Regions from separate parts of the Homo sapiens genome. Here region 1 is linked to region 2. A link is a loop called in an ENCODE intact Hi-C map of the cell type or tissue named here. Cell type or tissue: heart left ventricle. All regions are shown on one strand. Links, peaks and the distances in the headings refer to the core of each region. The heading gives the core; the rest is flanking DNA. Region 1 holds the start of LINC00955 (long intergenic non-protein coding RNA 955). Region 2 has its middle 110 kb from the start of ADRA2C.

Region 1 (5,240 bases), core at 1-5,000, 300 kb before region 2:
ATCCCGCTTGGTGTCTCCTCTGCAGAGGACCTGGAATAAGATGGCATGAAAACCAGAGTGAGAAGGGCTATGCGGGTGGGAGAGGGCTGTGAGGTGGCGGGAGGGGGTGTGACACAGGTGGGAGAGGGGTGTGAGGCCGACGGGAGGGGGGTGTGACACGTGGGAGAGGGGTGTGAGATGGGGGAGGGGGTGTGACACGGGTGGGAGAGGGGTGTGAGGTGGGGGGAGGGGGTGTGGCACGTGGGAGAGGGGTGTGAGGCGGACGGGAGGGGCGTGTGACACGTGGGAGAGGGGTGACTAGTTTTGGGAAAGTGGCCAGGGAAGGCCTCTCTTGAGGAGGCTGTGTTTATTCTGAGACTCCTGTCCAAGTGATGGAACATGGGAACAGAAAACCAAATACTACATGTTCTCGCTTGTAAGTGGGAGCTAAACATTGAGTACAGATGGACACATGGACACTGGCCCACTTGAGGGCGGAGGCGGGAGGAGGGTCAGCATAGAAAAACCACCTGTTGGCTGGGCGCAGTGGCTCCTGTCTGTCATCTCAGCACTTTGGGAGGCCAAGGCAGGTGGAACACGAGGTCAGGAGTTCAAGACCAGCCTGGCCAAGATAGTGAAACCCCGTCTCTACTAAAAATACACAAAAAAATTTAGCCAGGTTTGGCGGAGGGTGCCTGTAATCCCAGCTACTCGGGAGGCTGAGGCAGAGAATTGCTTGAACCAAGGAGGCAGAGGTTGCAGTGAGCCGAGATCGTGCCACTGCACTCCAGCCTTGGTGACAGAGCAAGACTCCATCTCAGAAAAAAAAACAAAACAAAAAACAAAAAACAAAAAAAAAAAACAAAAAAAAACCACCTGTCGGTACAATGCACAGTGCCTGGGTGATGAAATAATCTGTACACCAAGACCCCGTGACACGCGGTTTACCCGTGTAACAGACCTGCACGTGTATACCTAGAACCTCAAATAGAAGTTGGAAGGAAAAAAAAAGAAACAACAAACAAAAATAATCTGAGACTCCCTGAAGGATGAGAACGGGCTGAGCGGGGCCACAGGAGCCCGCACCGGGTCCGCGGAAGGAACTCACACTCCTGCTTCAAGGTGTGGAAGGCGACCCAAGAGGCGGTACACAGACCGCGAGGGAGCGTGCTGTGAGAAGCTCAGGGAGACAGGGCCTGGGAGGCCAGGTGAGGTGTGGGCACAGCCAGGGAGAAACACTGGTGACCCGAGACGCACGGGAACTCGCAGTCACTTGACCAAGTAGCGGCCACGTTTGCGCCACACTTCCATAAACGTGACCAGTAAGGAAGCGACAAGCCTGAAGGGTCCTGACCATTTATTACTCAGGGTACAGCATGTCCTTATCCCTCTGCCTTGTCCCCCACATCTCAGGGGGCAAACAGAGCAGGTTTGTGTCAGCCGAGGAAACCCTTGATCTTCTAAGGGGACTGCTAGCCATCTCGCCCCCATCTTTGCCACAGAAAAGACGGTATCCTTTTGCCCTGGAAGATAAACCAACGTCTCGGGGAGAGGAGGGGCCGCAGGTTTATTTCCCAGAAATGTGTGCAAATCTGCAGACACAGCAGGGAGGTTTTGCTCTCCTGCATGCCTCCAGCGGGCTCTGGCTTGCAAGAATGTCTCATGCAGGCATTCTTCCAGTGCCCTGTGCTTTGAAAAATACGCAGAAAAGCCAGAATTATGGAGGGCAGCCTCCTGGGCTTGTGGGTGTTGGGCAGGTGGAGGGAGACGTATGGAATCTTCTGGTCTCCAGGCAGCTGTGCAGTGCACCGGTCGGTGGGATCAGTCAAGGAGGTTCAGAGCAGGATGGAGGAACCGCTCCAGGGATTTCCAGCAGAGAGGGGTTTGTTGCAGGGAAGGAGATGGATCCTGGGACCCTGGAGTTCGCACCCCTGCTCTGTCTGCTGCAGTGCTCCGGGGGTACACAGCCCAGCCCAGGGTCGCCCCGGTCATGTGCCCCCAGCACCAGCCCCTGGGCCTTTTATATGTTTCTGGGATGCTGCCTGTCTTCCAGTGCCATCAGGAAAGGCTCGGGGAGCTGGGCCTCACTGGACGCCATACCCCTCCCGCTGGAACAGTGCGTAGGTGTTCCGCCCTCCAGGGCAGACTGACCGCAGGATGAACGCCCCCGCCCCACAGGTGCCCAGCGCTTCACAGCTCACAGAGCCCTTCGACCTCCCTGGCCTGGGATGACCCTCTCAACACCCCCAGGAGGAGACACCGGTGCTGCCTTCAGCAGGGAAACCTGGGCTTGGATAGGTGCAGCGGCTCCTCCAAGGTGGCCAAGCTGCCTGGCCCTCGCTCATGAATTCTGAGTAGCCCCTCCTGTCACTGCCACCCACTGCTCTCCCCGGAGGCCTGTGTGTCCTTTGTTCTCTCCTGAGGATGGCTGTGGCCTCCTCCTGTTCCTGACAGGGCCCGGTGCCCACTGGCTCATGTCAGAGTTCAGGCCTGAGGGGAGGGGTGTTTGTGCTAACAGGAGGCAGAGGGCAGCCTGCCAGTCTGGCCCTGTGGCCACCTGAGCTGTCCCCTGGGACCCGTGGCTTCATGACTCTGACCCAGTGGATGCTGTCTTCATAGTCTGAGTGGGAGCCAGGTTTGACCTTGGAGTGCCTGGGGCATAGAGTCCCTGTCCTCTGGAGGAAGAGATGGTCATCCCTTTTCATGCTGACTGGCCCCAGGGCAGGACCTGCTCTTTTGGACCCTAAAAGGGACAAGGCCTGGTGGCAGAGCAGAGCTGGGGCTCAGGAGAGGGAGACGGGTGGGAGGAAGGGAGGAAGAGGAAGAGAAGGAGGAAAGGGGGAGATGAGGAAGGGGGAGGAAGAGGAGGAGGAGGAGAAGGAAGAGGAGGAGGAGGAGATGACTCAGGCACCCACGGCATTACTGTGGCAGGCTGGCCCTCGGTTTCCCCAGCAGTAAATGAAGAGATGGGGTCAAGGGGCCCAGGCCCCCTTCCAGATCTGAGACCTGCGCATCAGGCTGTCTGTATTCAGAGGAAGCCGGGGATGGCAGCTCCCAGCCGTGGGCTCGGCCTTCATTCACTGTACAGGCTCATCCATTCACCCAGTGAACCCTCCCGAGTCCCTTCATGAGGGCGGCCTCGCAGGGACTTTGGTCTCGGCTCTGCCCTGTCCTGGCCTTGGGACCCTGGGTGAGCTGAGGCAACCCAGTTTCCTGGTCTGTGACTCCAGGCTCTGTCCTCGCCCCATCGCCCCCCATCGTGGCACAGGTTCGAGGGTGTTGGCTTGCCTGGCCTCCTGAGGGCCTTCTGGGGTTAAAGTCTTCTATCCTGAGGCTGAGACCAGGGCTGGGGAGGAGGTTCAGCCCCTGTGGACTTTATCCTCCCTCTCCACGGCTGAGTCTTGATTTACAGCTGGAAGGGCAGACGGAGGCATCTTGGTGTATACACAGCCCTGCTGGGCCACATCCCGGGTCTCCTCCCTCTGCGATGCCATAGCAGGGGCGCCTTCCGAAAGCCCTCTGGATTGAGGCAGCAGGATCTATGGTGGAACCTGCCCCGGCGTCGCCAACGCCCCTAGGACCCCAGCACACTGACTGGGGAGCATCCCTGTGTCGTTTCTGCCCGGAGAGGAGCAGAGGCCAGGCTGCTGCTCTGGGAGGTGAGTGTCATGCCTGGGAACACAGCGGGGACCCCAGGGAGGGAGAGCAGGTGTTTGCTCCCTGGGCTCTGCCTGGTGGTCCTGACAGCAGTCCTGACTGTTGCGAAGGCTGTTTTTTGGTGGCTTCCTTAGGGTCCTCGCTGTGCTCTCGGTCCCAGCACTGTCTGCTCTCCTTCCTGGTTATTTGAATGACCCGGCTCCTGTTGCTGTATCCCGGGTCCTGACCTCCCCTGAGATGGACTCTGTTCAGGCTAGACTGCCTCAAGGGACCCGCTTCAGTCTATTTGTGGCAGAAAAGGTTAGCTGGCTCCTGGGAAATGTCAGGGGATAAGTCAAAGCTGGCCAGCGGCAAGGCCCAGTGACGCCCTGTCATTTTATGACTCCCTTTTCTTAATCAGTCGAGGAGAAAAACAAGCAATGAAGGATTTTCCATGGCAACCACCAGCAGGGCAGTGTTCTCTCCCTACCTGAGCTTGTTTTAAGAAGAGGGGTCTGGCCAGAGGCTGCTGACCCTGGCCCCAGAGGGCAGGGGTCGAGTGTCCTGGAGTGTGACTCCCAGGCACCTGGGCTTGGGCTGGGCCCCTGGAGCAGGCGCAGCTAATCTGGCCAATCTACTCCTTCACACTCATGGAGCAAATGGGGAAACAACCCAGAGAGGGGCAGCCCAAGGAAGCAAATTTGTAGAGCCTGACACTCTGAGAGAGCTCTCAGAAGGATACTAGTCTTCTAAACCAGAAACTTATTCATATAATAATAATAATGTTTATAATAATAACATTATTAATTCCTTCACCATCCACCCACTTACTCACCCTCTTACCCATCTGTCCATTCAACTCATCCACCCCCACATCCAGCCAGCTTCCATCCTATCATACATTCATCCACCTACCCGTCCACCCTTTCATCCTTCCTTTCTTTCATCACCCACCCATCCTCTCACTCATTCATTCATCCATCCACCCATCCATCCATCTACCCATTCATCCACCCATTCATTTATTCACTCTCCCATCCACCCATCCATTCACCCTTTCTTTCTTTCATCATCCATCTATCCACCCATCCATCCATTCATCCACATATTCGTCCACCCATTCATTATTCACTTATCTATCCATCCTTCCAACCATCCATCCATTCATCCACCTATTCTATTCACCCACCCATCCTTTCATGCTTTCTTTCTTTCATCATCCATCCATCCATCCATCCATCCATCCATCCATCCATCCGTCCATCCATCCATCCACCTATTCCATTCACCCACCTATCCATTCATTCACTCACTCATCCATCCATCCACCCATCCGTCCTCCCTTTCTTTCATCACCCACCCATCCATTCACTCACCCATCATCCATCCACCCAGCTAGCCAGCTTCCATGTCTATATCCAACTACTCACTCATCCATTCACCCATCAACCTAACTAAACTTGTTTTCTCCCATGTAACACAATACTTATCCACCCATCCATCCGTCAACCTACCCAACCACCCCATAACACGCCCACATCCTTCCCTTTGCCCATCTGTACACATACTTATCTACCTCTCCTATACCCATATACCCATGACATCCACTCACCCATTCATGCATG
Region 2 (5,477 bases), core at 285-5,284:
CTGGAGGCTGTGAGTCAGTGAGCAAGGCCTTGGATGGGCCAAGGTAAAAATGATTTTCAGCCCTGAATTTGATACCCAGCCAAACTATCAATCAGGTTTGAGGGATGAATCAAGATATTGTCAGAATAAGTGGAATTTACAAGTTCCATTCCATGCTTCTTTCCTTAAGAGACTTTTAGAGCAGGGGTGTCCAATTTTTTGGCTTCTCTGGGCCACACTGGAAAAGAATTATCTTGGGCCACACATAAAATACACTAACACTAACAATAGCTGGTGAGCTTAAAAAAAAAAAAAGAAAGAAAGAAAGAAAAAAGAAATTGCAAAAAAAACCCCTCATGTTTTAAGAAAGTTTACAAATTTGTGTTGGGCTGCATTCAAATCTGTCCTGGGCCACATGCAGTCCATGGGCCACAGTTGGACAAGCTTGCTCTAGAAGGTGTAAGTCAATGAGGGACGGACCTCAGTGAGGGGGCTCACAATTTGAGAGCTAGTGGCTCTCACCCAGGAACCAGTTCATGGGGAGTGTGGGGACATACACGGTGCCCAGGCCTGGAGAGCCCGTTGCAGCCTGAGTGTGGTGTGACATAGGGGACCGGGGAGCAGCTCAAAAGGAAAATGCATGGGACAGACGTTTGAGAGCTATGCTTGGGCATTGGAAAAAAGCACTGCTGGATGAGTGTCAAGTCTGTAAAGCATTTGGGGGCAGAAAAATGGGGATAGGGAGAGGACCACAAAACAGGTCAGACACTCTTCCCCTAAGGCTGCAGCTTGGGGAAATGCACAAAGTGAAGATTCCTGAGTAACCAGTGCCCACACTAGGGAACCAGCACTTCAGGAGCCCCCTCGGGCCCCGCCTATTCCCACAGGTGATGCCAGTTCTGACTCACAGCACAGATTACTTTTGTCTGTTCTTCTACTTTGTGTAAATGGAATCAGGTCTCAGAACTTTCAACATACTGAAGTATTGGCATGATACCAACAAAAATATGAATATTTTGGTACTTAAAAGCAGCCCTGTATCCTGGAAATATACATCTGGAATACAGGGATGCAGAAAACCCTTATTACACTCACGAATAGGTCCCCCATAGAGGAAGAAAATTAAACTATAAGGTCATGCTTAAGTCACAGGGAGAACAAGTTATCTAAGAATGGAAACAGAGTTCACACCCCGGCTCAGAAACATATGGCATCCACTGACCTGTGATGAAGGCTCCCAGGGAAAATGCCGGGCCAGCTGAGGGGGCAGGAGAAGCCGGGGGTGGGAGTACATAGAACACGATCCTGACACTTAAAACAGTGAGGAAGACTCTATTCAAGACTATCGCAGCAGCCGTCAGGATGACCACAACAGGGAGAGATTGAGCTCAACGCCGAAGACCACGAGGACAAGCGGGAGTCTCTAGCCAAGGAGGAGGGGGTTCATAGCCCCTGCCACAAGGACTAGTGGGGGCTGATAGCCAAGGGCCTCGGGGGATGGCAAAAGACTGAGATGAGAAGTTAAGGGCAGGAGATTCTTGCTGAAGGCGGCCGAGGAGTCAGAACTCACAGGTGGGGGATGAGGAACCGGATCATTCACGGAGGGGAGAGATAGCAGAGGTCAGAGGTTCTCCCTAAACCAGCAGAGATGAATCCAAAGCCCCGGGTGGAGGCCCGGTGGCAATGAGGTATCAGAGGAGCCAGGAAAGTCTGGCCAGGAGGAGTCTGCTAGGGCTCAGCACTGAAGCGCCACGGAAGGAGTCTATAGAGGCTGCAGCTGTGTTCCGGTTCGGAAGCCGAGGAGGAGCGCGTGAGAGCCACAGCCCCGGCGCGAGAACCACAGCCCCGGCGCGAGAGCCACAGCCCCGGCGTGGGAACCACAGTCCCGGCGCGAGAGCCGCAGCCCCAGCGTGGGAACCACAGCCCCGACGCGAGCAGCTCAGCAGGGCCCACTTGTTTCCTTATTAATTTTTACTTTCAGCCACATGCAATTAACAGTGTATTGTTAATTTGCCAACAATAACAACAGGCTCAAATCAGCCATGACCACCCGCCGGCGGGAGGGGCCTCCCTGCGTGGAGTTGGCCTCTACCCCAAGATCTGCATCCCACACTCAGGCCTGCTGCCCTCTGGCCTCTGCCCAGGCTGTGCCCTGGACCCAGACGCTGCTCCCTCAGCCCAGTCCTTTTGGGTGTCTCTGACCTTCCTTCAAGATGCACCCAAGCAAGGCGACCCCTGTGCAGGAAGGGCCCAGCCCTTTGACTGGGCAGGCTGCGCTCTGTTCACTAGGTACCCATGTTGGGTAGGGACCTGTGGCCACAATCCTGGTGTCTCCCACCCCTGTCCAGAACAGGTGCGGACTAAGCGTCTGCTGCGCTGCCAGGGCGCTGTCAGGATGGCGCCCAGAGGACGGGCTGCTGCCCTGGGGCTGCCTGAGGAGGGTCCGCAGAAGTTCCCTCTCGAGCGGGAGGAGGGGATTTGCATATTCACTTAGAAGGATGAAGCGCTGCGGGGAACCTTCCCACCCCCAAGGAGCTGTTCTGCCCAGATGCTGAGCTGGGAGCCGTCCCTCCCCCGGCCACACGCCTGCAGGTGACCCCCCTGCCCCGCCCCGCCACCAGGCCTGGGCACCCCAACCTCCACCCCTGCCAGAGGCGCCTGCACCGGGTTCCTCCTGCAGATCTGCAAACTCACGCCCGCCCAGCTCAGGCTCTGCAGCCCAGTTCTCATCGTTTCACGGGCTGAGGCCGGCTCCCGCGCAGGAAGGCGGGGTTTGCTGCCACCTGCTGTCCATTCGCCATAAGAGGTGGGACGCACGTTCACCTGAGAGCTTGGGGAGGAGAGAGGAAGGAAGGAGAAATTGAGGGAGGAGAGGGGAAGAAGGGAGGAAAGAGGGGAGGGGAGGCAAGAAGAGGTGAGAAGAGGACAGGAGGAGGAAAGAGATGGGTGACGGGGAGACGGGAAGGAAGAGGGAGGGCCTTCCTGGAAGAAAGAGCTGGATAGGCCTTGGACAGACCTGGGCTTAGATTCTGGCTGTGTGACCTTGGGTGGTTAATCAACGTCTCTGGGCCTTATTTCCTTTATCCACAAAGAGGCGATGACAAAGCCTCCGCCTCCATGAGAGCAGCCATGAAGTGTCATGATCCCTGCTGAGGAAACCGAGGCTCCCAGAGGCGGACGGTGGAGAGGTGGGGCCGCACCGCTGGCTGCCTGAGTCCTGGAGCCCCGGACACCCTTCAGTGCAGCGAGGGTCTGCCGCCATGCCCCAGGGTCTCCTTGGAGGCTAGAAGTTGTCTGTTTCTCACCCCTGGTGTTACATTGAACCAAAGATGGCACCACAGCCCACGGGCGTAACTTTTTATATTTTTAAGTTGGATACATGGAGCTACTTGGCGTTTGCTTCCATCACATCGTTGAGGAAAGAGGTGGTTGCTTATGGTACCCCTGTTTTTACTGCAACCTGCAATGGATGAGAACCTCCCTGTTGCAGAGAGCAAAACACTGAACTAAATTGTGCTGTAACACAGCCCTGTGTTGGGGGATTGGGAGTGATCATGCAAACGCTTGCAAATTTGCACAGTGACAGAGACAATCGTTTGGGCAGCTGTTCACTATATGAAAAGGCAATTGACCAAAAGTCAGTTACTGAGCTATCTCAATATGTTCATTTTATTTTAACTTTTGGCAGCAGGCTGCAATTAAAGGAGAGAAAGAAAACAAAGTGATAAGTGTAAGATAATGTACACACATGTGTAAAAGAAAATGACAAGACAGGATGACTATTTGTCTCTTGGTTAGCTCCTTGGGCTCTATGTCTCCTTCCTCAGAGAACCTCGTTTTCCTTTGTCCAAATTTGTTAGGGTGGATAATCCACGCGCCTGCTCCCCCATGATGGAAGCCAAAGACGTCCCTGGAGCCGCCTCCCGCTGCACCCTTTCCTGCACTGCCCACATGGACACAACTCAGCTGATTAGACTTCCTCTCAGAACTTTAGTCTTGAGCAAAGGAATTAAAGGGTGAAGTGACTGAAGGTATGCCCTTCCAAAGTGGTACGTGAGCTAATGGCTAAAGTTTGCCAAGCCCATCTAAGCACTTTTTTTCGTAATTTTTATGTATTTATTTTTTTGAGACAGAGTCTTGCTCTGTTGCCCAGGCTGGAGTGCAGTGGCATGATCTTGGTTCACTGCAACCTCTGTCTCCCGGCTTTAAAGGAGTCTCCTGCCTCGGCCTCCCCAGTAGCTGGGATTACAGGCATACGCCACCATGCCTGGCTAATTTTTTTTTTTTTTGTATTTTTAGTAGAGACAGGGTTTCACCATGTTGGTCAGGCTGGTCTCGAACTCCTGACCTTGTGATTCACCTGCCTCAGCCTCCCAAAGGGCTGGGATTACACGCGTGAGCCACCGCGCCCAGCTTCAAAAAGTTTTAAGCAGAGCTCAGAGGTCTTAACCACAGGCACATGGAAGGAGCATTTTTGAAACACTTTCCAGCTTCCTCAATAGGAATGGAAGCCAAACTCCGAATTGATGACTCCTTTGAGGAAGTTGAGAGCTGTAAGGCAAGCCAGGAACAGGGGCAAGGGAGAGATGTGTCCCGAATGATCCTGTGCCGATTGTTTCTGGAATCCTCGATGTGATCTCAGCTGCTCTTTCTATACATGACACAGTGATTGCGGCACCCACTGGTCTAGCTGTGGTCTACAAGGAACCCCCAAAGGGAAGGGCACAGTGAGAAGGGGCATCGGCCTGAGTGACAAGGATTTGAGAGGGCAGGTTGGATGCAGGGAGACGACTGGCCCAATGCCATGTGTCTGGACTTAGACTGCCTGGTTCAAATTGGACTTCACCCTTTTTGACTTCATGATCTGGTACAAGCTACATGAAACTCCGTTGCGCCTTTTCTAGTCTGTAAAATCATCATGAAATGTGCACTAATAACGTGGAGACTATGCAGATGAAATGAAACCAGCTGTATAGAGCACAGAGCTCAGAGCCTGGCCTTTAGGAAGCCCTCAGTAAGGGTTCACGATGCCATGGTGTCTGTCGTCATCCTCTTTATCCTCATCATCACCTTCATAATCCCTTTGTTGTTCTTAGGGAATAGTTTAGAGGGACTGATTCCCTGCTATCATGGGTGAGGAGGTGTCTATCAAAAGGACAACCAGTGGGGGAGGAAAGCAAAATTTTGAATAAGATTTCTGAGACCCCCAGCACAACCAAGAACAGAAACTCCACAGTCTGCTGAGCACAGAGGTTGCATATTGGTCTCCTCACATCTGCCCACTGCACTCTCCTGTTTGTCCTGAGGATGAGGAAACAAACAAGGCTCCCGACCGTCCCTCAGCACTCACTTGAAGGGGTGGCCTTCCCCTCCACCCCTGTGTGTATTTCTAGTCGGGTGGATGAGAGACTGAGAAAAGAAATAAGACACAGAGACAAAGTATGGAGAAACAACAGTGGGCTTAGGGGACCGGCACTCAGCATACCAAGGATCTGCAC

Evidence for each region. Peaks named below come from ENCODE experiments on the same cell type or tissue, not always from the same donor. Only the 100,000 strongest peaks of a DNase experiment are listed, where the experiment ranks them.
Region 1: a loop joins it to region 2, with 2.8 times the contacts of the local background. A loop is called at or near these places in 14 of 110 quality-filtered maps.

The regions. Positions count from the first base shown.
Region 1 is chr4:3,573,486-3,578,725 of GRCh38, forward strand. LINC00955 (long intergenic non-protein coding RNA 955) reads left to right here and starts at 3,384. Exons shown (of 3, transcript NR_040045.1): 1 at 3,384-3,638. In heart left ventricle, for the core only: no CTCF peak of the experiment used is centred there; a DNase peak (open chromatin) is centred at 2,296.
Region 2 is chr4:3,878,021-3,883,497 of GRCh38, forward strand. It overlaps the pseudogene OR7E163P. Among named protein-coding and RNA genes, the nearest start is that of ADRA2C, 110 kb to the left of the region's middle. RefSeq lists enhancers at 1,482-2,039, 2,040-2,595 and a silencer at 2,794-2,853. In heart left ventricle, for the core only: a CTCF peak has its summit at 2,765 (motif pointing left); DNase peaks (open chromatin) are centred at 1,911 and 2,691; H3K27me3 peaks cover 5,000 bases.